Linked DNA regions of Homo sapiens: region 1 is linked to region 2. Evidence: read pairs that join two places in POLR2A ChIA-PET (ENCODE). Cell type or tissue: A673. All regions are shown on one strand. Links, peaks and the distances in the headings refer to the core of each region. The heading gives the core; the rest is flanking DNA.

What was found. Peaks named below come from ENCODE experiments on the same cell type or tissue, not always from the same donor. Only the 100,000 strongest peaks of a DNase experiment are listed, where the experiment ranks them.
Region 1: POLR2A ChIA-PET joins it to region 2 with 6 read pairs; 11 of 35 experiments call an interaction of 5 or more read pairs at or near these places.

What each region holds. Positions count from the first base shown.
Region 1 is chr19:16,552,485-16,567,756 of GRCh38, forward strand. It overlaps SLC35E1 (solute carrier family 35 member E1), which reads right to left. Exons shown (of 6, transcript NM_024881.5): 4 at 14,048-14,173; 5 at 2,668-2,913; 6 at 1-1,425. The coding sequence ends at 1,195. Among named protein-coding and RNA genes, the nearest start is that of SLC35E1, 12 kb to the right of the region's middle. In A673, for the core only: no CTCF peak of the experiment used is centred there; no DNase peak of the experiment used is centred there; H3K27ac peaks cover 751 bases.
Region 2 is chr19:16,499,638-16,514,909 of GRCh38, forward strand. It overlaps C19orf44 (chromosome 19 open reading frame 44), which reads left to right. Exons shown (of 9, transcript NM_032207.4): 2 at 1,155-1,914; 3 at 3,428-3,743; 4 at 7,064-7,137; 5 at 9,862-10,351; 6 at 13,377-13,472; 7 at 14,860-15,026. The coding sequence starts at 1,156. Among named protein-coding and RNA genes, the nearest start is that of C19orf44, 11 kb to the left of the region's middle. In A673, for the core only: no CTCF peak of the experiment used is centred there; no DNase peak of the experiment used is centred there.

The DNA of each region.
Region 1 (15,272 bases), core at 3,209-11,208, 53 kb after region 2:
ACACCATGCCCGGCTAATTTCTGTATTTTTAGTAGAGATGGGGTTTCACTATGTTGGCCAGGCTGGTCTCGAACTCCTGACCTCGTGATCCGCCCATCTTGGCCTCCCAAAGTGCTGGGATTACAGGTGTGAGCCACTGTGCCTGGCCGGGGAACTTTGTTTTTAAACGTTTACAAACAAAAAGATTTTCGATGCATAGGCCAGTCCTAATGCATCCCATAATGGGGACCAAGGCAAAAACACACACACACAACTACAAAATATTCCCTAGAAAAATGCAAGATCCTCCGAAAATCAAGATCTCTCTACCAAACAACATACCAAGTCATCACAGAAGAGGTGAAGATGCCTCTCAAAAGACATGTGCCACAGAAATAGAGCTTGAAATACTGAACACGATTTCTCGAAGATCCTTCTCACCACCCCAAGAGAAGCGCCCTGCTCTGGTGAGGGAAGAGGAGGCAAAGGAGAAGAGAGAAGTTTCCCTTCCATCTGGATCTGGGTGGATGCCAACCCTGACGTGCAGGGCAGAGCACCAGGCTGCAGGAACTGGATGCTAATTGCAATCGCTTTTTGCTTTGGAACATTTGCCAGGAACTTGTGAACTGCTAAGGGGATGACCAGGAAACTGGATCCATCTCTGTGGCTGGGGATGTTTTGAATGATTCTCGCGGGCTCCCTGTCTGCTTGGTGACCCTGTTGGTCCTATGCGTATCTGCGCCAGGGAATTAAACTAGCCAGTCTGACGTTCTCAAGCACCGCCCTGGACACCCCCACTGCCAGTTCATGGTCTACAGCCACAGTGACCCCAGCTTTTCACACAGGTCCTGAATGTTATCTGGAATGCAGACACAAGTGCTCTGAGCTACACTGCTTGGGGAATAATTCCACATGGAAAGGTACAACGTGGCCAAGATCTCCGCAGGGACACGGCCCTCAGATGACAGACTCCAGGAAGAAAGAGCATGAGACACTGGTCTCTGTTTAGGTTTGCCCAGAGCTCACGGCCGTCTGCACTGCAGGCAACGCATCCTCCTGCGGCTCACGGGGGGCCAGGAACCCCAGGGCTTCTGATGGAGAGTTATGCACCGTCCCCTCGGCTGGGTTGTACATTCACTGATTGTCAGAAGTTTCTGATACTGCTGTGGGGGCCGGGGAAGGAGTCACCAACAGTCTGGTCCTGTCCTTTGGACTCTACACATCATAGCGGTTCAAACTGTACGAGTTTGGGTAGCTCTGCCGGCTGTATTGGAAGTGGTCTGTTAAGATGTTGTTGCGGCCGTACTGATAGTCCCCGTGCTGGGGGAAGAGGAGGCCGTTGTGGGGCTTCTCCAGTGGGCTCCGGTGACGCTCCTTGCTGCTCAGGTCTGCTGTGGTGACGGGGAGGAGGTGCTTCCTGGCTTGCTGGTTTGCATCGTACTTGGTCTGTGCCAGAAAGAGAGCAATGAGACAGGACATGCCCGGGGCATAAGAGCTCGTAATTCAAAGTCAATCAACTGGCTGGCTGCGGTGGCTCACACCTGTAATCCCAGCACTTTGGGAGGTCGAGGCGGGAGGATCACCTGAGCTCAGGAGTTTGAGACCAGCCTGGGCAACATGGCAAAACCCCGTCTCTACTAAAAATACAAAAAATTAACCGGGTGTGGTGGCGCATGCTGTAGTTCCAGCTACTCAGGCGTTCTGAGGCACAAGAATCACTTGAACCCAGGAGGCGGAGGTTGCAGTGAGCTGGGACCATACCACTGCACTCCAGCCTGGGAGACAGAGCAAGACGCTGTCTCAGAAAAAAAAAAAAAAAAAAAAAAAGTCAGTTAACCTCCGGGGCCGGCATAAGTCATAGGGCTTGAGCAAGGAAAGCAGACTTGAATGGACCAGACCACAGTGCATGGACAGACTCAGAAGACAAGTCCTTGGCCAGGCGCAGTGGCTTATGCCTGTAGTTCAAGTGCTTTGGGAGGCCTAGGCGGGAGGATCACTTGAGGCTAGGAGTTGGAGACCAGACTGGACAAAATAGAGAGACCCCATATCTACATGTGTTAAGAAACAAATGAAGAGGCCAGGTGTGGTGGCTCATGCCTGTAATCCCTACACTTTGGGAGGCCAAGGCAGGTGGATCAACTGAGGTCAGGAGTTGGAGGCTGGCCTGGCCAAGATGGTGAAACCCCATCTCTACTAAAAATACAAAAATTAGCCAGGTGTGGTAGGCGCCTGTAGTCCCAGCTACTCGGGAGGCTGAGGCAGGAGAATCGCTTGACCCCGGGAGGCGGAGGTTGCAGTAAGCTGGGATGGAGCGCCACTGCAATCCAGCCTGGGTGACAGAGCCAGACTCCATCTCGAAAAAAAAAAAAAAAAAAAAGAAAAGGAAAAGAAGGCAAGCCCTCCCTGTTGGCCATCCCATGTCCTTACACCGCACTAAACAGAGCCTTTGAGAGGAGGGAGGGAAAACCCCAGCTGAGACACAGCCGGAATGATTTGAGGACCTGAGGTTGCCTATGCAGGAAAAAGGAAGCCAGAGTGGGATGGGGCTACGCCAAGATCATAAACCAGTCAGTGGCAAAGCTCTGACATACAACCCCAGCCTTGAGCGCCCGGGAGGCCCTTCCTTTTCTGACTTCCTGGGTGTTGGGGGGCCGGCTTCCTTCCCTGCCCAGCCTCTCAGACTCTCACCTTGTTATAGAGGAAGACCCCCAGGATGGCGGTCATCATGCCCAGGACGTTGGTGCTGGTGACTGGGTTGCGCAGCATGATCAGGGACACCGTGATGACCATGATTCTTTTGGTGGCATTGGCGACCGAGTAGCTCAGGGGGCTAACGAGGTTGAGGATGCTGAAGGCGATAACATTCTGGGCAAAGTTACAGAAGCCGCTGACAGCCAGGAGCAGGAGCGTCCAGGGCCACTGGTAGACGTAGGTCTGCAGAGACCGGAAGGTAAAGACAGCACTTCAGTGGGCAGCGGTGACCCTGCCTCCCTGTATCCACCTGGCAGGGTTAGGGGAAGGGATGTGGAGGGGCTCATCTGGAGCCTCATGGTCCACAGGCAGCCAGTCCAGATGTGTCACCAAGAGACACTAGGTGCTTTAGGTCCATGACCTCAGAACCTCATGACACCACACAGCATGGGAATCACCCGCCGTCTCCTGCCAAGGAAACAGGTGAAGCCAGGTCCCCAAAGGGCACCAAGCAAGACGTAAGCCAAAGCCTTCCCTGGCAGTGAACAGCCAGGAACCCTGGGTTTGGCAAAGCAGGGATCTGCTTGTTGGACGCAATGCATTCTACAGGGTTGGAGGTCCTGGGAAGGTGGCTCTGAGCCTGCGAAGTACCTGGTAATACGAAAGCCACGGGTCTGCACCTATTGCTGCGAGGATGAACAGAATCATGGCTTTTGAAGTGCTTTACAACAATCTCAAGCCAAACAAACACAAGAGGTGACGTTACCATCAACAGCTGAGGCCAGGTGCAGTGGCTCACACCTGTAATCCCAGCACTTTGGGAGGCCGATGCAGCTGGATCATCTGAGGTCAGGAGTTCAAGACCAGCCTGACCAACATGGTAAAACTGTGTCTCTATTAAAAATACAAAATTGGTCGGGTGTGGTGTGGTGTGGTGGCGCATGCCTGTAATCCCAGCTGAGGCAGGACAATCTCTTGAACCTGGGAGGTGGAGGTTGCAGTGAGCTGAGATTGCACCACTGCACTCCAGCCAGGGCAACAGAGCGAGACTCTGTCTCAAAAAAACAAACAAAAAAACCAGTTTAGGTTGGGCGTGGTGGCTCATGCCTGTAATCCCAGCACTCTGGGAGGCTAAGGAAAAAAAATCATTCGAGGGCAGCCTGGGCAACACAGTGAGACCCTGTCTCTACAAAAAAAAAAAAAAATTAGCCAGGCATGGTGGTGCACACCTGTGGTCCCAGCTACCTGGGAGGCTGAGGTGGGAGGATCGCTTGAGCCTAGGAGTTCAAGGCTACAGTGAGCTACGATGGCGCCATAGCACCCCAGCCTGGGCGACAGTGTAAGACACTGTTTCAAAAAAACCCCACAAAACTTTACCATCTGACCCTGACCAGAATGAGGCCATTCTGACTAAGGGATCCAGAAATTAAGAAATCACAACTAGCAGACATCGGGACCATGGAATCCCCCAAAGAGCCTAGGCTGGTCCCAGGACAGGCAGACAGGTGAGAACCAGGTAGACACTGCCCTGTAGGCCAATTTCCAGGCCACGCTGACCTTGGCCACAGGAGGACAGAGCTGGCTCAGCCCAGGGTGACCGTGATTGGCGGCCCTGCTGGAGCTGCAGGATGTCTACCTGACTCCATCTCCACTGCACTCCAAGAGAGAAGGATCACACGGTCCTCTCAAATGCAAGAAGACACGCTTAGGCGACCAGCTCAATGTCAACCAACTCAAGACTGGAACTCCCAAATGCAAATCCATTTACCTGTGCCATACACCCTGCAGCTTCTGCGGGGAACCTCACTGGAGGAATAGCCCCTGTAATATATATGAGCCCACCAGGATGCCTTCATGTTGGGCCAGCCTGTTCTCCCAGGGGTCGCTCCCTAAGGTGATCGGTTAGGATTTCCATGCTATTTTCTTCCTGCTTGCATAGATATCTATCTTCTGGGAAGGGAACCCAACCAATCTGGTTTAAAACAAAAAAAAAGATACATAATAAAATGGACTGATTTGGCAGCACGGTGCACAATTCCAGGCATTTTTTTTTTTTTGAGACAGAGTTTTGCTCTGTCGCCCAGGCTGGAGTGCAGTGGCGCGATCTCTGCTCACTGCAAGCTCCGCCTCCTGGGTTCACGCCATTCTCCTGCCTCAGCCTCCCGAGTAGCCGGGACTACAGGCGCCCGCCACCGCGCCCGGCTAATTTTTTGTATTTTTAGTAGAGACGGGGTTTCACCGTGTTAGCCAGGATGGTCTCGATCTCCTGACCTCGTGATCCACCTGCCTCGGCCTCCCAAAGTGCTGGGATTACTGGCATGAGCCACCACGCCTGGCCAATTCCAGGCATTTTAACAAATGCATCAATTCATGGAACCACCATGACCATCAGGGATTAGGACACTCCTGGGGGGCTTCTCTTTTGTCCTAACCCCCTCCTCCTAAACCTGGCAACCATCCATGTTTTCTGTCATGATCCGTGTGTCCTTGGGAGACTGTCATGGAGCTGGAATCACATGGCTGGGAACCTTTGGAGACAGGCTGCTTTCACTCAGTGTGGCAACTCTGCCATTCATCCATGTTGTGAGGGACAAGAGTTGGTACCTTTTCATTGCTGAGTAATGCTCCACTGTGTGTAACATTCCATGTACTGAAGTTTTTTGTTTTGTTTTGTTTTGAGACGGAGTCTTGCTCTGTCACCTAGGCTGCAGTGCAGTGGTGGGATCTCTGCTTACAGTAAGCTCCGCCTCCTGGGTTCACGCCATTCTCCTGCCTCAGCCTCCCGCATAGCTGGGACTACAGGCGCCCGCCACCATGCCCGGCTAATTGTTGTATTTTTAGTAGAGACAGGGTTTCATCGTGTTAGCCAGGATGGTGAAGTTTTTTTTTTGTTTTTGTTTTTTTTTGAGATAGAGTTTTGCTCTTGTCACCCTGGCTGGAGTGCAATGGTGCGATCTCAGCTCACTGCAACCTCTGCCTCCCGGGTTCAAGTGATTCTCCTGTTTCAGCCTCCCGAGTAGCTGGGATTACAGGCAACCACCACCATGCCCAGCTAATTTTTGTATTTTTAGTAGAGATGGGGTTTCACCATGTTGGCCAGGCTGGTCTCGAACTCCTGACCTCAGGTGATCCGCCCACCTTGGCCTCCCAAAGTGCTGGGACTACAGGTGTGAGCCACCACACCCGGCCTATTTTTTCTTGAGACGGAGTCTCACTCTGTCACCCAGGTTGGAGTGCAGTGGCACGATCTTGGCTCACTGCAACCTCTGCCTCCCAGGTTCAAGCAATTCACCTGCCTCAGCCTGCCAAGTAGCTGGGACTACAGGTGTGCCGCACCACACCTGGCTAATTTTTCTATTTTTAGTAGAGGAGGAGTTTCACTATATTGGGCAGGCTGGTCTCGAACTCCTGACCTCAAGTGATCCACCTGGCTCGGCCTTCCAAAGTGCTGGGATTGGATTATATGCATGAACCACTGCACCCAGCCATCTGTCCATTGTCTTCTGATCTAATTTCTCTCTGTTGTTTAAACTGGATAATGTAGACTGATTTATCTTCAAGTTATTGGCTCCTTCCTCTGTTACCTCCATTCCGCTTTTCAGTCCATCCCTTGAGTTTTTTTTTTTTTTTTTTGAGATGGACTCTCGCTCTGTCGCCCAGGCTGGAGTGCAACAGCATGGTCTTGGCTCACTGCAACCTCCGCCTCCCACGTTCAAGCAGTTCTCCTGCCTCAGCCTTCTGAGTAGCTGGGATTACAGGCACGTGCCACCACGCCCAGCTAATTTTTGTATTTTTAGTAGAGACGGGGTTTCTCCATGTTGGTCAGGCTGGTCTTGAACTCCTGACCTTGTGATCCATCTGCCTTGGCCTCCCAAAGTTCTGGGATTACAGGCATGAGCCACCACGCCCAGCCAATCCCGTGAGTTTTTAAGTTACTATCTTCCATTTAAAAATTTCTGGCCTCCAGCCTGGCCAACATGGTGAAACCCCATCTCTACTAAAAATATAAAAATTAGCCAGGCATGGTGGCAGGCGCCTGTAATCCCAGTTGCTCGGGAGGCTGAGGTAGGAGAATCACTTGAGCCTGGGAGGCAGAGGTTGCAGTGAGCCGAGATCCCGCCACTGCACTCCAGCCTGGGTGACAGAGCAAGACTCCGTCTAAGGGAAAAAAAAGAAAATTTCTAGCCAAGTTTGGTGGCTCATGTCTATAGTCCCAGCACTTTGGGAGGCTGAGGCGGGTGGATCACTTAAGCCCAGAAGTTTGAGACCAGACTGGGCAATATGGCAAAACCTTCTTTCTACAAAAAATACACACACACACACACACACACACACACACACACACAGAGTTAACCAGATATGCTGGTGTGAACGTGTAGTCCCAGCTACTCAAGAGGTTGAGGTGGGAGGATCACTGAGCCCAGAGAGGTTGAGGTGGCAGTGAGCTGTGATTGTACCACTGCACTCCAGCCTGAGCACAGAATGAGACCCTCTCTCAAAGGAATTTAAAAAATTTCCATTTGGTTCTTCACTCTATCTTCTATCTGTTCACATTTGTCTCCAGAGTCTTTACTTTGCTCCTTGGAGCACGATGGTAATCACTGCTTTAAAGTCTGTCTGATAATCCCAACATCTGTATCATTGCACTGTTGGCCCTTGTTGATTGTCTTTTCCCAACCACCTGGAATTTCCTGGGTCTTCGTAAACTACGTAATTTTGGCTGGAATCCCGGGCATTTCGCATATTATAAAAGTCTGGGTCTTATTTAAATCCTATGAAGAATGTTGATGTTTTGTTTTAGCAGGCAATTGATGATGCTGGGTTCAGGCTGCAGGCTTGACCAGCCTTCTGTGGGTTGTGGTTCCAATGTCAGTTATGTTTTCAAAGCCTTTCCAGTGGTATTTGGCTCTGTCCTGAGTCTGTGCCGCCTGTGGTCAGTCTGAAAGCCAAGCGGTGGTCTCTCCCACAGTTCTGTTCTTAGTCTTTGGTATGCTGTTTAAGATCTCATCCTCACATGTGTGACGCTCAGGGGCGAGCCTGGGATTCCATGGGCGACTTTATGAGGTCGCTGTCCTCAGCTCCTCCCTCCACACAATCTCCTGAGTACTTTCTAGTTTCCTAGTCCCTCCCTTTCATGGCCCTCCAGTCAGAAAGCTGAGGTTTAATCACCGTACTCTGCTGTTCACTTCCTGTGATTACACCCCCATTTGAGGGTCAAGCAGTGACAGTACAGAGAACAAGCTGCAAAAGGGCTCATCCCATCCTCTGAGGACTATATGTCCTCAAACAGCAGAGGAAGAGTCGCCCTTCTCAGGGTTTTAGGTGGCTGTGGAACCTGCTGCTGCTGCCACCAACGTAGGATTGTCAGGAGCCTGGGAAGCAAGAGATGAAGGCAAAAAAGAAAATAGAAAAAAACCTAACAGACAGCCGGGCGTGCCGGCTGGCGCCTGTAATCCCGGCACTTTGGGAGGCTGAGGCAGGGAGATGATCTGAGGTCAGGAGTTCGAGACCAGCCTGGCCAACATGGTGAAACCCCGTCTCTACTAAAAACACAAAAATTAGCCAGGAGTGGTGGTGCGCGCCTACAATTCCAGCTACTCAGGAAGCTGAGGTGGGAGAATCACTTGAACCTGGGAGGTGGAGGTTAGAGTAAGCTAAGATCGTGCCACTGCACTCCAGTCTGGGTGACAGAGTGAGACTCCATCTCAAAAACAAAAAAAAAAAACCAAAAAAAAAAAAAAAAAAAGAGAAAAAGCCTAACAGGCATCCAGGTGTGGTGGCTCACGCCTGTAATCCTATCTCTTTGGGAGGTCGAGGCAGGCAGATCACCTGAGGTCGGGAGTTCAAGACCAGCCTGGCCAACATGGTGAAACCCATCTCTACTAAAAAAAAAAAAAGAATACATAAAAATTAGCTGGGCATGATGGCATGTGCCTGTAATCCCAGCTATATGGGAGGCTGGGGCAGGACAATCTCTTGAACCCTGGAGGCAGAGGTTGCAGCGAGCTGAGATCACGCCACTGCGCTCCAGCCTGGGCAACAGATCAAGACTCCATCTCAAAAAAAAAAAAAAAAAAAAAAAAAAAAAAGAAAGAAAAGAAAAGAGAAAGCCTAACAGGGGATTTCCTCCATTCTCTCTGAGGGTTAGGAGTCTCCTTTCCCATTCTCCAGACTCCAAGCAGAGAACATCTCTGTTCTCATTCAGTGCCCACATCTACCTTCTGAGCTGCCTCATGTCCAGGCTGAAGACACAGGAGGAAGAAGAATGACGAACTCACTGGTGGCTCCAAGGCACTCTGAATTCTGGTCTTTCCTCCGCCCATCTGCCTGCTACCATTTATTTCTCGGTTCTCAAGTAGCTGCTTCATGCATTCTGTCCAAGTTTTGAAACCAGGCCACCTGCTCCAGAGTCTAGGAATCCCCGCCTGTCTTTTGCCAAGCCATTTGGCAACTGGGCCAGGCGTCTCTGGGAACTGCCCACTGCAGCCTTTGATTCTTGGTAGACTGGAGAGCAGCAGACACCAGCTGACATTCTCCCATCTCATCCTCTTCCCGCCTGTTCTGGAGAACAGGACTGCGACGGTGCTAACTAACCTGCTGTCTGTGTAGTCTATGTGGGAGACACAAGACAAAGAGGGGGAACCCAGACATGTGGGAACCCCATCTTCAGACTGCAACATTAGTGAATATGGTGTATGCCTAGGGCTGCTATTAAAATACACAAAGTCATGCTCATGTTAAAAAACATATGGGCCAAGTGTGGTGGCTCACAGCTGTAATCCCAGCACTTTGAGAGGCCAAGGCGGGAGGATGGCTTAAGGCCAGGAGTTCAAGACCAACCTAGGCAACAGTGGGAGACAGTCTCTACGAAAAAAAAGAACCAACCAAACAAAACACCACCAAACATAACATACATAGCCTCAACTAAAAAAAAAAGGTTACTTAAGGTATTACAACAACAAAAAAGATAATGACTAGAACAACAATAACAACACAAAATGTCCTAAGTGCAAGAAAAGCAAAGACAAAAAAACACAGCAAAAGCCTGTATGTTTCTGTCCATGTGTGGACACATACATACTCTAATGAGCTGTAACACAGAACAGCAGAGGAACTGACAGGAAACCCACTGACACTATTACACAGCCGTACAAGAAATGAGAAAGGCCTTCTATGTCGTTATGAAGAGCTCTCTGGGACGATGAGATGAAATGAACAAGGTGCAGAATAGTTCAGCTCCCCTTCAGTATCCACGGAGGACTGGTTCTAGGGACCCCTGCGGATGCCAAAATCTACAGATATTCAAGTCCCTTTTATAAAATGGTTTAGTATTTGCATGTAATCCATGCACATCCTCCCATATACTTGAAATCATCGCTAGATTACTTGTAATCCCTAATACAATAAAACTGCTATACAAATAATTGTTATACTGTATTATTTTAAAATGTCTTATTCTTTATTATAGTATTTTGTTTTTCTACCATATATTTTCAATTCGCAGTTGGCTGAATCCACTAGTGTGGAACCCACAGATATGGAAGGATGACTGTATGTTTATATTTATTTTTGAGATAGGGTCTTGCTCTGTCATGCTGGCTGGGGTGCAGTGGCTCAAACATGGCTCACTGCAGCTTTGACCTTCCCGGGCTCAAGTGATCTTCCCACCTCAGGCTCCCAAGTAGCTCGGACTACAGGCATGTGCCACCATGCCGGGTTAATTTTTGGTTTTGTTTTACGTAGAGACGGGGTTTCACCATGTTGACCAGGCTGGTCTCAAACTCCTGAGGCTAAAGCAGTCTGCCTGCCTCTGCCTTCCAAAATACTGGGATTACATGTGTGAGGCACTGTGCCTGACCTGTAAATTTAAAAAGCTACTTTTTGGGCTGGGCGTGGTCGCTTACGCCTATAATTCCAGCACTTTGGGAGGCCGAAGTGGGTGGATCACCTAATGTCAGGAGTTTGAGACTAGCCTGGCCAAAATGGAGAAACCCCACCTCTAGTAAAAACACACAAAAAATTAGCTGGGCGCGGTGGTGGGTGTCTGTAGTCCCAGCTACTCGGGAGGCTGAGGCAGGAGAACTGCTTGAATCCGGGAGGCGGAGGCTGCAGTGAGCCGAGAACATGCCATTGCATTCTAGCCTAGGAGACAGAAAAACTCCGTCTCAAAAAATAAAATAAAATAAAATAAAATAATAAAATAAAAAGCTACTCTGTGTGTAATAAGGACAGAGGGTGATTATACATGCAAATTTGCTTATATTTGCAAAAATATGGAACAGGTGAACTAGGAGCCTAAGAAATGTTATCCATGGTCAGGGAGGGGACAGGGAGAGTACAGGAATCATGACCAGACTTCTTCTTTTTTTTTATTTTTATGAGACAGTCTCACTTTGTCACCCAGGTTGGAGTGCAGTGTCGTGATCTCAGCTCACTGCAACCTCCACCTACCTAGTAGCTAGGATTATAGGCGTACGCCACCACACCAGATAATTTTTATATTTTTTCTAGAGATGGGGTTTCCCCACGTTGGCCAGGCTGGTTTCGAACTCCTGGCCTCAAGGGATCCACCTACCTCGGTCTCCTAAAGTGCTGGGATTCCAGGTGTGAGCCACCACACCCAGCCTGCAAAGAAATACTAACCTTTTCTCAGCACTCCAGTTGCAATTGTGCTGTGAGAATGCTCATTCTGAAGCAATTATATGAGTGAGTGTACAGTAGAATAACATCAGTGAATAACGGGTAGAATAAGCAACTAAGAAACGAGGAGCGGAACCAAGCATACCAGCGACGAGATCTAAATATGAAATTCAAAACAGCAAAGATCTGGACTGTTCAACTGAAAGTGACGCTAATTGCTAGGAACTCTTTGCTGCTGCCCCAAGTGTGTACTTCCTAATTTTTCACAGTAAAGGCCTAACAACAATGACCACCCAGCAGCAAAAAGCACCCATGGCACCTGGATTGTGTCTCTAAATACCGCTCCCCACTAACGGCACCTGGAGTCCTGAAGGAGGGGCTGACTGCAGCTCTGGGATGGGAAGTACACAAGGTGAAGGCGGGCATCCCGCTGGGAGAAACGCTGACCCACAGTGCTAGAAGGGCAAGGAGCCAATCAGAAGGGCTCCAATGGCTAAGACAGGACAATTTTTTTTTCTTCTTTTTTTTTAAGATGGAGTCTCGCTCTGTCGCCCAGGCTGGAGTGCAGTGGTACGATCTCAGCTCACCGCAACCTCCGCCTTCCAGGTTCAAGCAATTCTCCTGCCTCAGCCTCCTGAGTAGCTGGGATTACAGGCGTGCACCACCATGCCTGGCAAATTTTTGTATTTTCTGTAGAGATGGGGTTTCACCACGTTGGCCAGGCTGGTCTTGAACTCCTGACCTCAAGTGATCTGCCCACCTCGGCCTCCCAAAGTGCTGGGATTACAGGCTGGAGCCACTGCGCCTGGCCAAGACAGGACAATTTGACTAGGAAAACGAATAATTCATGCAACTGACAAACACATAAAAGTTCACAATGATGCTGGAGAAAAAAAGAGAACCCCTTCCCTACCCCCAAACAAACCCTCAACTCTGGTCAACATTTGGAGTAAGCTCCAACTCTCTATCCTGAAAATTAGTCATCAAAAGGAACAGTTAAGCATTAAACTGCCTTTCTCGTACCATACTTCAAGGTAACAAACTAGTCCTGGAAGATGGAAAGTTCTTCACAGAAGAATTACAGCTCATCAATGTGAAACGAAAGTTAGAAAAGTGAGCCATGGTTTACTGATTGGGAAAATAGAGGTAATATCCACTACTTCAGCAGGTGGAGCCAAGGATTAAAGATAAGAAATGTCACAAATCCAGCTAGACCACATTAAGACCTCAATAAATATTTACTTTTCCTTTCTAACTCGAGTCTGGAAGAATCGCACTGGCCTCCTCCTCACCGCAGGCACTTGCATTCATTTATAACACATTCTCTGAAGGCAGACCCTGCAGGTGGCAAAAAGATTCGACGTGGAGTAAATGGAAACAGAGACCAGGGAGGAACTGAGCTGCACAGTTTTCTTTCTTTCTTTTTTTTTTTTGAGACGGAGCTTCACACTTGTTGCCCAGGCTGGAGTGCAGTGGTGCGATCTCGGCTCACTGCAAACTCTGCCTCCTGGGTTCAAGCGATTCTCCCACCTCAGCCTCCCAAGTGGCTGGGATTACAGGCGTGCACCACCACGCCTGGCTAATTTTGTATTTTTAGTAGAGACAGGATTTCACCATATTGGTCAGGCTGGTCTCGAACTCCTGACCTCAAATGATTCACACACCTTGGCCTCCCAAAGTGCTGGGATTATAGGCGTAAGCCACCACACCCAGGCAGCGCATGTTTTTTTCTTTTTTTTTTGACACGGAGTCTCCCTCTGTCACCCAGGCTGGAGTGCAGTGGCACCATCTCGGCTCACTGCAACCGCCACATCCTGGGTTCAAGCAATTCTTCTGCCTCAGCCTCCCAAGTAGCTGGGACTACAGGTGCGAGCCACCATGCCTGGCTAATTTTTGTATTTTTGGGAGAAACAGGGTGTCACCATATTGGCCAGGCTGGTCTCAAACTCCTGACCTCGTGATCCGCCCGCCTTGGCCTCCCAGAGTGCTGGGATTACAGGCGTGAGCCACTGCGCCCGGCTTTTTTTTTTTTTTTTTTTTTTTTTGGCCAGTGCATAGTTTTCAAAGTTCCAGGGCTGGCAAGGCACAGTGGCTCACATCTGTAATCCCAGCACTTTGGGAGGCCAAGGCAGATCTCTTAACGCCAGGAGTTCAGGACCAGCCTGGGCAACATAGTGAGACCCTGTCTCTCCAAAAACAGTAAAAAAACAAAAATCAAACAAAAAAAAATTAGCCAGGCATGGTGGTATTCGCCTGCAGTCCCAGTTACTCGGGAGGCTGTGGGAGGATCGCTTGAGCCCCGGATTGAGGTCAAGGCTGCAGTGAGCCATGATTGTGCCACTGCACTCCAGCCCTGGCAACAGAGCGAGGTTCTGTCTCTAAAAAATAAACATTTAAAATAAAAAATGAGTAAAAATAAAAAGTCAATGTGCTATCTGGACTATACTGTCAGGAGGTGAAAGAGTCACCTTCTCTTCCTTGACGCTACTGGCGCACACACAGCAGCTATCAGCACCTGGGATCAAGCACACCAGAGAAGGAAATACACAGGAAACCCACTTCCTCGATGGCGTGCATCGTCACCGTGAGGCATTACAGAGGACTGACTGCTGAAAGCGCTGGCTGTCAGGTGCCCAAAAGATACCACAATGTTAACATGCAGCTACAGCTCCTCAACAAAGCACCTATTCTGGAACTAGCCAAGAAAATGGCGTGTTCTTGGTGCTGTACAACTCACCAAGTCGCTGCTGACCAGGAAAGCCGAGAGGTCCACCAGAACCCAGGTGGGGATCATAAAGAAGACGGCGTGGCAGCCCAGGATGTTGAGCAGCCGGAGATGGTGGATCCGTGAATCTCGCAAGACCTGGAAAGGGAAAGCCTCTTTAGAGGGTGATTAAAACTATATGTGGCAAAAAGGGCTCCAGTGACTCAGGCCCCAAACACAGTGACTGGACATTAACCCTGACATCTGAGCTTGGACACCAAACCTGCAAGTGCATTTGTGAGGACATACACAGCACAGGCCTGAAACAAGCACCATGCTCCACGCATAAACGACTGAGAAAAGAAAACAAAAATAAAACAGTAACACTCAGTGCTGGTGAGGATGAAGTGAAGTAGGCACTCTGAAATTCCACTGGTTTGAGGCTGAATTGGTATAACCTTTCTAAAATACGACCAGACAAACCATATTAAGAGTGATTAACGTTTCATACCCTCTAACCTGAGAACTGTAAGCCTATCATAATGAAATAACTGAGACAGGAAAACATCACACACGTGATTGTTTCTACATTACAATGAAAAGTTGGAAATAAGTGGTATTTCCAATAGAGAGACTGCATTAACTGTGGTACCTGAAAAGTGTGTGATTATCACAGGAGTTAAGAGCAATTTTTTTTTTTGAGACGGGGTCTCACTCTATTCCTATTGCCTAGGCTGGTCTCGAACTCCTAGCCTCAAGTGATCCTCCTGCCTTGGCCTCCCAAAGTGCTGGGATTATAGATGTGAGCCACTGCACTAGGCTTCAACAAGTTTTAAAATCTTGTTTTAAATTGAAGTTTTTAGCTAGGCCTGGTGGCTAATGCCTGTAATCCCAGTGCTTTATGAGGCTGAGGTGTGAGGATCACTTGAGCTTCGAAGACTGAGGCTGCAGTAAGCTATGATTGTGCCACTGCACTCCAGCCTGGGCGACAGTGAGCCTTGGTCTCAATAAAAGAGCTTTTCTTTATTTTTTTCTTATTGAGCACATTAACTTTATAATAGAAAAACTTTTTTTTGTTTTTGAGATGGAGACTCACTCTTGCCCAGGTTGGAGTGCAGTGATGCAAAATCTCAGCTCACTGCAAGCCCCGCTTCCTGGGTTCAAGCAATTCTTGTGCCTCAGTGTCTGGAGTAGCTGGGATTACAGATGCGTGCCTGGCTAATTTTTATGTTTTTAGTAGAGATGGGGTTTTGCCATA
Region 2 (15,272 bases), core at 2,978-10,977:
TTGTTCATACTCTTTCAGGGGTATATGGGAACTCTGAGAATATGATGAAAGCTCTGATATTTCTACCTAGAAAAATATACACATACGGTAAAGATTTGCTGGCCTGCTGGGGAGCTGTGCCTGTCCATAGCCCCCCTCTTTCCCAGGGTAGCGGTTCTTCTTTTTTTTTTGAGACAGAGTCTCGCTCTGTCGTCCAGGCTGGAGTGCAGTGGTGTGATCTCGGCTCACTGCAACCTCCACCTCCCGGGTTCAAGCGATTCTCCTGCCTCAGCTTCCTAAGTAGCTGGGACTACAGGTGGTGCCACCAGGCCCGGCTAATTTTTGTATTTTTAGTAGAGACGGGGTTTCACCATGTTGATCAGACTGGTCTTGAACTTATGACCTCGTGATCCACCCACCACGGCCTACCAAAGTGCTGGGATTATAGGCATGAGCCACCACGCCTGGCGCTTGACTAATTTTTGTATTTTTAGTAGAGATGGGGCTTTGCCATGTTGGCCAGGCTGGTCTCGAACCCCTGGGCTCAGGTGATCTGCTTGCCTTGGCCTCCTAAACTGCTGGCATTATAGGTGTGAGCCACTGAGCCCAGCCATTGGTAATGGTTCTTACACTAAGTGAAATCTGATTTTCTGGGGGCTTGTTAAATACAGGGATACCTCGATTTTCACACGTCACCTTATTGCTCTTTCAGGTAATTTGTCTTTTCTTTTTTCTTTTTCTTTTTTTTTTTTTTTAGACAGGGTTTCACTCTGTAGCCCAGGCTAGAGTGCAGTGGCAGGCATGGTGGTGTGCACCTGTAGTCCCAGCTACACAGGAGGCTGAGGCAGGAGGATCACTTGAGCCTGAGAGGTTGTGCACCACCACGTCCAGCTAATTTTTGTATTTTTAGTAGAGACGGGGTTTCACCATGTTTGCCAGGATGGTCTCAATCTCTTGACATCGTGATCCACCTGCCTCGGCCTCCCAAAGTGCTGGGATTACAGGTGTGAGCCACTGCACCCAGCCTGGTCATTTTCATTGTCATCCTTGGGCTTGAAGGGAAGACTGTGGCTGGGTTGCAAAAGACAGTGTGAGCTTTTGCCAAGTAGGAGCCATTGAATGCTCAATACAAACAGCAGGTACTCTTATGCAAAATTGCTCCTCTTCCTCCACAGAATGGCTTCTGCAAGGAAAGCCAGCCGTCCCATGCGTGATGTTTTTGGTGACTTCAGTGATGTTTCCTTGGAAGATTCAACAATGGAAGAAATCAGAAACTTCCAGATCAGTAGAAATCTTACCAAAATAGCACCTGGTCATAGCAGATTTCTAAAAAGAAACCAAACTCTAGATGAGAAACACTTACTCCTGAAAGAGAACCCTGTGCTCGGGAGTGGACCCAGGCTTGCCTCATGTAGACCGCCCACCACTGCCTCCAGGATCCGAGCCAATGCCGCACTCATGAAGCTGGCCCAGCTGGAAACCCGGATCATGAATCGGAAGCTGCAGAGGAATTTGTCTGACACGGAATCTGACTCAATGACCGCCGATGCTGGTCTTCCAAAGAGAGCTGACAGAATCCTCTCTGGGGGTGCACTCGAACTCGCGTCCCAGAACACAGACAAAACTTCCCAGAATCAAGCCCGTGAACTTCCTGTCACCGAAAATAATGCACAGAACGCGAAGGTCAGTAGGTTTCTAAAGAAGAAACAAGCACCTGTTGAAAACATATCCCCTGAAGCACCTGCTGGGAAAGAGAGGACTTTGCAAACCCCCAAACAGAAAGAACCTGCTAGAACATTTGATTCTCCAGACAGTGACGAAGAAGAAATGAAAGTATTGCTAGGAAGCTTGATGGACTCTTCTAGAGAAAAAAACACGAATCAAGGCTTCAGCAGCGCTAACGTCAGCGAGGAAGAAGAAAGAAAACTATTTTCGGTGAGATTTTTTTTTTTTGGTAAATTTATTTTAATTTATTTAATTTAATTTTTTTTTTGAGATGGAGTTTTGCTCTTGTTGCCCAGGCTGGAGTGCAATGGCACGATCTCTGCTCACCGCAACCTCCACTCCTAGATTCAAGTGATTCTCCTGCCTCAGCCTCCCGAGTAGCTGGAATTACAGGCATGCACCACCACGCCCAGCTAATTTTATGTGTTTAGTAGAGATGGGGTTTCTCCATGTTGGTCAGGCTGGTGTTGAACTTCCGATCTCAGGTGATCTGCCCGCCTCAGCCTCCCAAAGTGCTGGGATTACAGGCATGAGCCACCATGCCCGGCCGGTGACTGGCTACTTTTTTGTATTTTTTTTTTTTTTGAGACCAAGTTTCGTTCTTGTTGCCCAGGCTAGAGTGCAGTGGCGTGATCTCAGCTCACCGCAACCTCCACCTCCCAGGTTCAAGTGATTCTCCTGCCTCAGCCTTCCTGAGTATCTGGGATTACAAGCATGCACCACCATGCCCGGCTGATTTTGTATTTTTAGTAGAGACAGGGTTTCTCCATGTTGATCAGGCTGGTCTCCAACTCCTGACCTCAGGTGATTTGCCTACCTCAGCCTCCCAAAGTGCTGGGATTACAGGTGTGAGCCAGTGTGCGTGGCCTATTTGTGGAATATTTTCTTTCTTTCCTTTTTTTTTTTTTTTTTTTTGAGATGGAGTCTCATTCTGTCACCAGGCTGGAGTGCAGTGGCCTGATCTCGGCTCACTGCAACTTCTGCCTCCTGGGTTCAAGCAATTCTTTTGCCTCAGCCTCCCGAGTAGCTGGGATTACAGGAGCATACCACCACGCCCAGCTAATTTTTGTATTTTTAGTAGAGATGGGGTTTCATCCTGTTGGCCGTGATGGTCTCGATCGCTTGACCTCATGATCTGCCCGCCTCGGCCTCCCAAAGTGCCGGGATTTACAGGCGTGAGCCACCACGCCCAGCCTTGTGGAATTATTTTCTACTCCCAACATTATCTTACCTAAATATTGTACTGTGACTTTCAGAAATGAAGAGAGAAAGGGGATGCAGTAAGAGAAAAATGTGATACCTGTGGTCTTGGTCTCATGCTCCCCGCTAATTGCACTGTCTGTTTAACCATAAGAACTTTTAGGTATCAGCCAGGTATGGTGGCTCACACCTGTAATCCCAGGGTTTTGGAAAGCTTAGGTGGGTAGATTGCTTCAGCTGTGGTCAAGGCCAGTCTGGGCAACATGGCAAAACCCATTCCTACAAAAAAAAAAAAAAAATTAGCCAGGTGTGGTGGCACATACTTGTAGTCCTAGCTGCTTGGGAGGCTGAGGTGAGAGGATTGCTTGAGCCCAGGATGTCGAGGCTACAGTGAGCTATTGAGCCACTGCCCTCCAGCCTAGGCAACAGAGTGAGACCCTTTCTCAAAAAAAAAAAACAAAAAACAAAAAAACAAAAAACCTTAGTTGTCATAAGTTTGTTAATTTCAAGTGTTTTATATCAGGTCCCATCTCAACTGAGAGCATTTACTGTACCCAGCGTGGAACTCTCCAGCGCAAAGCCTTCTCAGACATCACACCTGCCAACCTCCCTGGCAGCAGACAGAACCCTTCACAGCACTCGCTCAAGAGCAGACTACCCACAGAGTCACGTTTCCAGTGACACCGCCTCCCACACGCCGTCAGTTTCCATCACAGGCGCCTTTTCAAACTCAGTGTCTTTAAAGATGGGGCATGTCAAGCTTGTGTCCTCCCCGGGAAGGAGTGAGGCTGAGACTGTGGACGAGCCAGTCTCAGAAGGTGCTGATGACAGCCTCGACGGTAATCCCAGTCCCGGTGCAAAGCCAGTACCTTGGGCAGGAAGGGTGGGGCCACCTTTAGAGTCCCTGACGCAGTGGTCATGGGGCATTGCCACAGGCAGGGAGTTTTGAGTCGCATCTCACACTCAGCTTTCTAACTTTCTTGTCTGGTTGAGGGGCCAAGTCCGATTTTTGTGCTATCTTTATTTATTTATTTAATTCTGAGACAGGGTCTTGCTCTGTCGCTCAGGCTGGAGTGTAGTGGGCATGATCAGGGTTCACTACAGCCTCAACCTCCCAGGCTCAAGCAATCCGCCTGCCTCAGCCTCCTGACCAGCTGGGACCACAAGCGTGTGCCACCACACCGGGCTAATTTTTGTACTCTTTGTGGAGACCAGGTTTCACCATGTTGTCCAGGCTGATCTTGAGTTCCTGGCCTTAGGTGATCTGCCTGCCTTGGCCTCCCAAAGTGCTGGGATTACAAGTGTGAGCCACTACACCTGGCTTACCAACTCATCTCTTGAGTCAATTTAAACCTGTTGGAAGCTGTTGGAGGCTAGGCCTGGTGGCTCACGCCTGCAATCCCAGTGCTTTGGAAAGCCTAGGCAGGAGGAGTTTGAGACCAGCCTGGCAACATGGTGAAACCCTGTTTTTACAAAAAATACAAAAATTAACTGGGTGTGGTTGTGCGCACCTGTAGTCCCAGCTGCTGGGGAGGCTGAGGCAGGAGGATCGTTTGAGCCTGAGAATTGGAGCCTGCCTGGGAATTGGAGGCTGCGGTGAGCTATGAACACACCACTGCACTCCAGCCTGGGTGACAGAGCAAGACTCCATCTCTAAAAAAAAATTTTTTTAAACCCAAAAACCTGTTGGGGCACCAGAATCTCCACAGAGAACCCCACACTCCTGGGTCCCGGCACACACTTGGTTCAGGCACTGGCCTCCACCCTAAGGTTCTGTGGTGCCTTTGACTTGCTGTACTATTTTTTTGTTTTTTAGAACTCTTTTTTTCAGAACTCACAGTCTATTAACTTGCTGTAAATGACAACATAGGATGCTTTGGGGCCATGTCTCAGGTCTGCCCCTGCTCCACAGTCTTCCCACTCTTTCCCCCCAGCTGGCTGGCTGCCCTGCCACCTCCCACCCCTTACACCACACACGTACTTCTCAGCAACTTCCAACAGTACACTCTGATCAGCTGCTAATCTGTCTAGACCAGGGGCTAGCAGGCCTGTCTTCTGTCTGTTTTTTTTTTTGTTTGTTTGTTTTTTTGAGATGTTGCCCAGGCTGGGGTGCAGTGGCGTGATCTCAGCTCACTGTAATCTCTGCCTCCCAGGTTCAAGTGATGCTCCTGTCTCAGCTTCCCAAGTAGCTGGGACTATAGGCGCACGCCACCATGCCTGGCTAATTTTTTGTATTTTTAGTGGAGACGGGACGGGGTTTCACCATGTTGGTGAGGCTGGTCTTTTTTTTTTTTTGAGATGACATCTCGCTCTGTCACCCAGGCTGGAGTGCAATGGCGTGATCTCGGCTCACTGTAACCTCCGCCTCCTGGGTTCAAGCGATTCTCCTGCCTCAGCCTCCCAAGTAGCTGGGACTACAGGTGCCCACCACCACGCCCAGCTAATTTTTATACTTTTAATAGAGACAGGGTTTCACCATGTTGGCCAGGATGGTCTCGATCTCTTGACCTTGTGATCCGCCTGCCTCCGCCTCCCAAAGTGCTAGGATTACAGGCGTGAGCCACCGTACCTGGTGGTCAGGCTGGTCTTGAACTCCTGACCTTGTGATCTGTTCTCCTCAGCCTCCCAAAGTGCTGGGATTACAGGCATGAGCCACTGTGCCCGGCCCTGTCTTCTGTCTGTTTTTTTTTTGACAGAGTTTTGCCCTTGTTGCCCAGGCTGGAGTGCAATGGCGTGATCTTGGCTCACTGCAACTTCCGCCTCCGAGATTCAAGCAATTCTTCTGCCTCAGCCTCTCGAGTAGCTGGGATTACAGGCTCTTGCCACCACGCCCAGCTAATTTTTCTATTTTTAGTAGAGACGGGATTTCAACATGTTGGCCAGGCTGGTCTTCGACTCCTGACCTGAGGTGATCCACCTGCCTCGGCCTCCCAAAGTGCTGGGATTACAGGCATGAGCCACTGCACCAAGCCTGTCTTCTGTCTTTATAAAGCTTTCTCAGAAGGCAGCCACGCTCCTTCCTTTACACATTGTCTATGGCTGCTTTCACACTATGACATTGGAGCTGAGTCAGTCTGTCCCCAAAAGCTGGAAATTTCCCAGCTAGCCTTTTATTTTTTATCATTATTATTATCATTATTTGTTATGATAATTATTTTTGAGACGGAGCCTTGCTCTGTCACCCGGGCTGGAGTGCAGTGGCATGATCTTGGCTCACTGCAACCTCCAACTCCGGGTTCAAGCGATTTTCCTGCCTCAGCCTCCTGAGTGGCTGGGACTACAGGCACGTGCCATCACACTTGGCTAATTTTTGTATTTTTAATAGAGATCGGGTTTCACCATGTTGACCAGGCTGGTGTTGAACTCCTGGCCTCAGTTGATCTGCCCATCTCGGCCTCCCAAAGTGCTGGGATTACAGGCGTGAGCCACCATGCCCGATGATTATTATTATTTTTTAGAGACAGGGTCTCTCTATGCTCCAGGCTGGAGTGCAGTGGTGTGATCATAGTTCACTGCAGCTTTGAACTGGTCTCAAGAGATTCTCCGGCCTCAGCCTCCTGAGTAGCTGGGACTACAGGCACCCGCCACCACGCCTGGCTAATTTTTTGTATTTTTAGTAGAGACAGGGTTTCATTGTGTTAGCCAGGATGGTCTCGATCTCCTGACCTTGTGATCTGCCCGCCTCGGCCTCCCAAAGTGTTGGGATTACAGGCGTGAGTCACCGCGCCTGGCCATGTCTTCATATCTTTCTAAACATTTGTGGGAGATTAGGCTGGCTGCGGTGGCTCACACCTGTAAACCCAGCACTTTGGGAGGCCGAGGCAGGTGAATCACTTGAGGCCAGGAATTCAAGACCAGCCTGGCCAAATGGTGAAATCTTGTCTGTACTAAAAATAGAAAAATTAGCCGGGCGAGGTGTCAGGCACCTGTAATCCCAGCTACTCAGGAGGCTGAGGTGAGAGAATCACTTGAACTTGGGAGGCAGAAGTTGTGGTGAGCCAAGATCGTGCCACTGCACTCCAGCCTGGGTGACAGAGTGAGACTCTATCTCAAAAAAAAAAAGAAAAGAAAAGAAAAAAGAAATTTGGAAGGTTTGTAAAAATTTATGGAGTAAATAAGAGAGTAAATGTAAACGCTTATACTCATTTTTTAATTACAGAGTTTAGAATAAATATTTTATCGCTTGACGGTCTGGCTCCAGCTGTCAGTGAGAACTCCGATTTGGAACAGGAAGTAAGTACAACAAAGTCATTTTTCATGGTCGATTGTTTTTGGCTTCAACATTTTTTTTTTTAAATTTTTAAAAAATTTAAAAATTGAGGCAGGGTCTCACTATGTTGCCCAGGCCGTCCTCAAACTGGGCTCAAGCAATCCTCCCGATTCAGCCTCCCAAAGTGCTGGGATTACAGGTGTGAGCGACCATGCCTGGCCCAATGTCGATTCTTATGTGGAAAAGCAAGTAATGTTTCATTTAGGCCTATAGTTTTCAAATCTGCCCCCCAGGGGACATTGGCAATGTCTGGTGACATTTTGGCTGTCATGACTAGGGGGTGGGTGACAGATGCCACTGGCATTGTGAGTGGGTGGAGGCCAGGAACACTGCTCCATATTGTGTAATGCACCGGGTGGCCCCCAGCTGCCAAGAATGTTGTGGCCTCTGATGTCAAGAGTGCAGTAGGTGAGAGACCCTGATTTAGGTGCTAACAGGATGAAGCTACCTTGGTTAGCTGGTGATTAAAGCACATCCCACGTAAAGCCGCCCATGACAACATCTGCACGGAGGCAACACTTCACCAGCCGTATCCAGTCACACTCCCTGTTGTGATTTTTGTCCTGGTGGCCACCGGCACTGTCAGATACACGTGTTGGTTATACACAGTGATGACATTTTATTTTTATTTTAAAATATTTATTGTTTTTATTTTATTATTATTATTATTTTTTATTTTAAACTTTTTTTTTTTTTTTGAGAGAAGTCTTGTTCTTATCCCCCAGGTTTGAGTGCAATGGCTCGATCTCGGCTCACTGCAACCTCCACCTCCCGGGTTCAAACGATTCTCCTGCCTCTGCCTCCCAAGTAGCTGGGATTAAGTCCCCTGCCACCATGCCCAGCTAATTTTTGTATATTTTAGTAGAGACGGGGTTTCACCATGTTGGCCAGGCTGGTTTCGAACTCCTGACTGCAAGTGATCCACCTGCCTTGGCCCCCCAAAGTGCTGGGATTACAGGCATGAGCCACTGCGCCTGGCCTATTATTATTATTATTATTATTATTATTTTGAGACAGAGTCTCGCTCTGCTGCCCAGGCTGGAGTGCAGTGGTGTGATCTCAGCTCACTGCAAGCTCCGCCTCCTGGGTTCACACCATTCTCCTGCCTCAGCCTCCCGAGCAGCTGGGACTATAGGCGCCCACCACCAGGCCCGGATAATTTTTTTTGTATTTTTAGTAGAGATGGGGTTTCACCGTGTTAGCCAGGATAGTCTCGATCTCCTGACCTCGTGATCCGCCCGCCTCGGCCTCCCAGAGTGCTGGGATTACAGGCGTGAGCCACCACGCCCGGCCTTAATTATTATTTTTTTGAGACACAGTCTCGCTCTGTCGCCCAGGCTGGGACTACAGTGGCACAATCTCAGCTCACTGCAACCTCCACCTCCTGGTTTCAAGCAATTCTTGTGCCTCAGCCTCCTGAGTAGCTGGGATTACAGGCACCCGCCACCCTACCCCACTAATTTTTGTATTTTTAGTAGAGATAGTTTCACCATGTTGGCCAGGCTGGTCTCCAACTCCTGACCTCAGGTGATTCACCCACCTTGGCCTCTCAAAGTGCTGGGATTACAGGCATGCGCCACCATGCCTGGCCCAATTTATTTATTTTTGAGACAGGTCTCACTCAGGCTGGAATGCAGTTGGGGGATCATGGCTCACTTCATCCTCGATGTCCTAGGCTCAAGCAATCCTGCCCAGCCTCCTGAGTAGCTGAGACTACAAGCGTGCACCCATGCCTGGCTAATTTTTTATTTTTTTGTAGAGATATGGACCGGCTGGGTTGTCCAGGCTGGTCTTGAACTCCCAGCTTCAAGCAATCCTCCTGCCTCGGCCTTTCAAAGTGCCGAGATTACAGGTGTGAGCCATTGCCCCCAGGCATGATGAAACTTAATTTTTAAAATATTTTTTTTCTTACAGAGGTAGGGTCTTGCTATGTCTCCCAGGCAGGTCTTGAACTCCTGAGCTCAAAGGATCCTGCCGCCTCAGCCACCTAACATTTCATCAGTCCATGATGAAATGTTTTTTTTTTGAGACAGAGTTTTGCTCTTGTTGCCCAGGCCGGAGTGCAATGGTGTGATCTCAGCTCACCATAACCTCTGCCTCCTGGGTTCAAGTGATTCTCCTGCCTTAGCCTGCTGAGTAGCTGGGATTACAGATACGTGCCACCATGTCTGGCTAATTTTGTATTTTTGGTAGAGACGGGGTTTCTCCATGTTGGTCAGGCTGGTTTCAAACTCCCAACCTCAGGTGATCTGCCCGCCTTGGCCTCCCAAAGTGCTGGGATTATAGGCATGAGCCACTGTGCCCGGCTGAAAATTTTTTAATTTTTTTTTTCTTATAGAGGTAGGGTCTTGCTGTGTTGCCCAGGCAGGTCTTGAACTCCTGAGCTCAAAGGATCCTACCGCCTCAACCACCTAAAGTCCTTAAGTCCATGATGAAATGTTAAATGCCATCCACGTGCCACCTAAGCATGCGTCACACCATCAGGATTCCTGCAGCCCCGTGGACATGCCGTACTGAAGACGCCACAGTTCTGTTTAGAATACTCCGTGCCCACATCTAATGAGGACCTGGTGTGTCCCCTTGTCTGCGGGAGTGCTGCAGGTCCCCAGCTCCTAGGAGTGCAGTGTTCCTAGCATGTTGATATTTCCAAAACACTTCCCAGCCACCTCTGCCATTCTTCATTTTAGGAGGAAAGTGCTCAGAGACAAAAAACAGCTGGCAAAATCTTCAGAGCCGAGGCGTCCACTGGGCAGGATGCCCCGAGGCAGGCCCAGGCGAGGAGCTGGGCATCACAGGGAAAGGCCGCCTCTGCAGAGGGGGATGAGAGCGAGGTCTCGGAGCATCTCAGTGCCAGCTCGGCTTCTGCCATCCAGCAGGACAGCACTTCCAGCATGCAGCCACCATCTGAAGCCCCCATGGTGAACACAGTCAGCTCAGCTTATTCGGAGGATTTTGAAAACTCTCCAAGTCTGACAGCATCTGAGCCAACCGCCCATTCCAAGGAGTCTCTTGACAGAACACTGGACGCTTTGTCTGAATCCTCTTCAAGTGTGAAGACAGACCTTCCACAAACAGCCGAGTCTAGGAAAAAGTCGGGCAGGCACGTGACAAGAGTGCTTGTGAAGGACACAGCTGTGCAGACGCCAGATCCTGCCTTCACCTACGAGTGGACCAAGGGTAAGCCTTGGGGCCCGTGGGGGCCGGGGCAGCCGGGACAGGAGCTCAGCGTGTGGTTTACAGCATCCTGGGAGACACGTGGGAGAGCTCAGGTTCCTGAGATTTGGGCTCTTGTTATTAATCACCTGGAGGGGTTGGCCAAGCAAGGTGGCTCACGCCTGTAATCCCAGCACTTTGGGAGGCCGAGGCGGGAGGATCACTTGAGGTCAGGAGTTCAAGACCAGTCTGGCCAACACAGGGAACCCTCATCTCTACTAAAAATACAAAAATTAGCTGGCTGTGGTGGTGTGTTCCTGTAATCCCAGCTACTCAGGAAGCTGAGGCTTGAGAAGAACCCGGGAGGTGGAGGTTGCAGTGAGCTGAGATGATGCCCCTGCACTCCAGCCTGGGTGACAGAATGAGACTCTGTCTCAAAAAAAATAAAAGTCACCTAGGGACCTTGGCTCACCATTTCCTCTTCCATGGACGAGGGACAGCCGCCCTCGTGTGTCCCGATGTCTTCCTAGCCCTGAAGCATTCAGAAGGATCAGAACCAAGGACTAGGGTAGCACCTCCCACAGGATGATTCACGGGGGGACTCCAGCAAGGTCTGGAGACATTATTAGTTGTCACAACTCAGGGTGGGGAATGCTATCGGCATCTGCTGGGTGGAGGCCAGGGGTGCTATTCCACACCCCGCAGTGCACAGGATGCCTTTGTCCTGGAGAATGAACACCCTGGGTGACTTTCCAGATATTTCTCTCTCTCTCTCTCACTCTGTTTTTAGAGATGGGGTCTTGCTATGTTGCCCAAGCTGGAGTACAGTGACCCAATCATAGCTCACTGCAGCCTCAACCTCCCTAGGCTCAGGTGATCCTCCTACCTCAGCCTCCTGAGTAGTAGGATTACAAGCATGCGCCCCCATGCCTGGCTAATTTTTATATTTTTTGTAGAGACAGGGTCTTGCCATATTGCCCAGCCTGGTCTCAAACTCGTGGGCTCAAGCAATCTGTCAGCCTTAGCCTCCCAAAGTGTTGGGATTACAGGCGTGAGCCACTGCACCCGGCCCTGTATCTTTTTTTTTTTTGAGATGGAGTCTCACTCTCTTGCCCAGGCTGGAGTGTAGTGGTGCGATCTTGGCTTACTGCAACCTCCACCTCCTGGGTTCAAGCGATTCTCCTGCCTCAGCCTCCTGAATAGCTGGGATTACAGGTATGTGCCACCACGCCCAGATAATTTTTGTATTTTTAGTAGAGATGGGGTTTCACCATGCTGGCCAGGCTGGTCTCAAATTCCTGACCTCGTGATCTGCCTGCCTCGGCCTCTCAAAGTGCTGGGATTATAGGTGTGAGCCACCGCACCTGGCCCCCTGTATAATTTTAAAATGTTCTTTGTAGAGACAGGGTCTCCCTATGTTCCCCAGCCTGGTCTTGAACTCCTGGGCTCAAGTGATCCTTCCACCTGCTCATGTTGGCCCCCCAAGGTGCTGGGACTACAGGCATGAGCCACCATGCCTGGCCTTCGGGCATTTCTCTCATTCCCAGCTTCAGTCTCGGCTCTTGCTGGTGGAAAGGCCCCATTCTTTTAAACATTCCCATGTTATTATTTTATTTTATATAATTTTATTTTATGAGATGGGGTCTCGCTCTGTTGCCCAGGCTGGAGTGCGGTGGCACAATCTCGGCCCACTGCCTCCTCCACCTCCTGGGTTTCAGCGATTCTCCCACCTCAGCCTCCCCAATAGCTGGGACTAGAGGCGCCTGGCTAATAAACATTCCCTTTTAATATCTCTTTTCTCATCCATATGGCTCTTGACAAGGTAGACTGGATGTGAAAAATGATGTAGTTCCCAGCCTGGCCAATATGGTGAAACCCCGTCTCTACTAAAAATACAAAAATTAGCCTGGTGTGGTGGCACGCATCTGTAGTCCTAGCTACTCGGGAGGCCGAGGCACAAGAATCGCTTGAAACCAGAAGGTGGAGGTTGCAGTGAGCTGAGATCGTGCCATAGCACCCCAGCCTGGGCGACAGAGTGAGACTCTGTCTCAAAAAAAAAAAAAAAAAAAAAAAAAGGCAATGTAATTCTCACTGGATCTATTTGTTTTGATTTGGGGGCTTAACCTAACATCAGCCTGACGGGCCCCCCAGGAGAGGGTGAGTGGTGTCTGTTTCTCAGGAGGGAAAGTCAATCACATGGACTGAGTCAAATCACCTTGGAGGTGTTAAATGGTATTTTCAACCTGGGATCTGGGCTCAGAATTGTTTGTGTCTCTCTGCACTTCTGTCCATATTTTTGGCAATTTAGGGATGCTTTCATGAAACACTGGCGAGGCTGTTTTCCTAGACTAGGACTGACAGGGAAAGGAGAAAGAAAAAACAGCAGCCATAAACACGCTGGCCTCAGAGCCCAGAGAACACGCAACATCCTGAGGTCAACAGTGACCCTTAGAAGAAGGGCTGGGAAAGCACATCCTCCACTGCTCTCGACTGCAGCCACCGTGAGCCGGAGCCACCGCTGCACCCAGCTAGGATACCCGTGCCTTGAGCCAAGAAAACCTAGCAGAAAAATGGAGGCAGCCTTGGGAAATACTTGAAAGGGGAAGAGGGTAAAAAAAAGTAAAGAAGGGCCGGGTGCGGTGGCTTACACCTCAGCACTTTCAGAGGCTGAGGCAGGAGGATTGCTTGAGCCTAGGAGTTCAAGACCAGCCTGGGCAACATAGGGAGACCCTGTCTCTACAAAAAATTTTAAAAATTAGCCAGGCGTGGTGGCGCACCTGTAGTCCCAGCTACTTGGGAGACAGATGGGAGGATTACGTGAGCCCAGGAGGCTGTAGTGAGCTGTGATCATGCCGTGCACTCCAGACTGGGCAATAGAGCAAGACCCTGTCTCAAACCAAAAAAAAAAAAAAAAAATGCAAGAGTGGCGATCACCTTCAGAAAGAGGGAAGAACAAGGTCACGTAGTTTATTCCAGGGTCGTATCTGTGGACCCGAAAGTCATTTCTCTGCGTCCTGCCTGCTTACCCCTCTCTTTGTCCCCGAGATAGTGGCCAGCATGGCAGCCATGGGGCCTGCCCTGGGAGGCGCCTACGTGGACCCGACACCCATCGCCAATCATGTTATCAGTGCAGATGCAATAGAAGGTAACAGCCCGGCTCGGGGGATCCTTCCTGTCACATTTTACAGGACTCATTTCACCTGCAGATTCACACCCACTCTGGAGGTGTGGCACCCCTTGCATGCTGGCTTCCAGGGGTCCATTGGGCAGGGATTATTGCAGCCACAGGCACCTGCCATGAGGAGAGAAAAGGTGTGGATGCCCTTGAACCTTCTGTCTCTTGCAAAGAGACACCAATGTCACACAAAACAAGAGGGTGAAGAGTGATGCTTCTGTGCCCTGCACCCCAACAAGGCCACTTTTTTTGTTTGTTCGTTTTGAGACAGTCTCGCTCTGTTGCCCGGGCTGGAGTGCAGTGGCGCGATCTCCACTCACTGGGACCTCTGCCTCCTGGGTTCAAGCGATTCTCCTGCCTCAGCCTCCCGAGTAGCTGGGATTACAGGCACCTGCCACCACGCCCGGCTAATTTTTGTATTTTTAGTACAGACAGGGTTTCTCCATGTTGGCCAGGCTGGTCTCGAACTCCTGACCTCAAATGATCTGCCCACCTCGGTCTCCCAAAGTTCTGGGATCACAGGCCTGAGCCGCCCTGCCTGGCACAAGACCACTTTTGTTTTGTATGTTCCCCTTGGTGGCATTACATCAATAAGCCATAGTTTATTTCCCCTGAAGACATGTATTTGACTGATGCTGAGTTGCACAGCCTGGGTAGACATTCCCTTGCCTCCTGGGCTGAGTCTGTGTGGCCCTCACAAAGGCTCCAGTCCAGCCTGAGGCATGAGGGAGGGGCCCCAGCAGCCATCTTAGAGAGTTTAGTCTTTGTCGAGTCCAGTGGAGCCAATAAAGGCTTGTGATACACGTAGGGGTCCATCTGGTACCTACTATTTTTTTCCCTTTTCAATTTTTTAATTTTTTTTTTTTGAGACGGAGTCTTGCCCTGTCACCCAGGCTGGAGTGCAGTGGTGTGATCTTGGCTCACTGCAACATCTGCCTCCCAGGTTCAAGCGATTCTCCTGCCTCAGCCTCCCAAGTAGCTGGGACTACAGGTGTCTGCCACTACACCTGGCTAATTTTTTTTTTTGTTTTTTTAGTAGAGATGGGGTTTCACTATGTTGGCCAGGCTGGTCTCAAACTCCTGATCTCGAACTCCTGATCTTGTGATCCGCCTGCCTCAGCCTTCCAAAGTGCTAGGATTACAGGTGTGAGCCACTGTTGCTTAAACCCAGGAGTTCGAGGCTGCAGTGCGCTGTGATGGCACCGCTGTACTCCAGCCTGGGTGGCAGAGCGAGACCCTGTCTCCAGAAAAAAAAAAAAAGATTTCAGAGAGCAGCCTGGCACCTGAGCGGTGGGGGGGGGGCTGCAGAATTTGTGGGGCCCCAGCGAAGCCACCGAGTAACGCGGAGCTGGGTCAGCCCTGACCGCTTACAGCCCGGCCGTGCTGGCACTCCATGATGTGCTGAAGCAGCAGCTGAGCCTGACGCAGCAGTTCATCCAGGCCAGCCGGCACCTGCACGCCTCCCTCCTGCGCTCCCTGGACGCGGACTCCTTCCACTACCACACCCTGGAGGAAGCCAAAGAGGTGAGCGCAGCTCCCCATGGGCAGGGGCAGGGCAGTAGGGGAGCGGCAGCTCCCAGAGGCCGGGCCGAAGGGATATGGGCCGGGGCCTGGGCTCCAGCGCTCAGCCCAGGGCTGCAGGGATGCAGTGGGGCCATCACCTGTCCCTGTGGAGGGAGCCTCATTTCCTGCCACCCTGTGGCAAAAGCTGGTACAGGGTGGGGTGCTGAGCTCCTGCACCTTGCAGCCAGCCCCGCCTGGGCTGTGTGA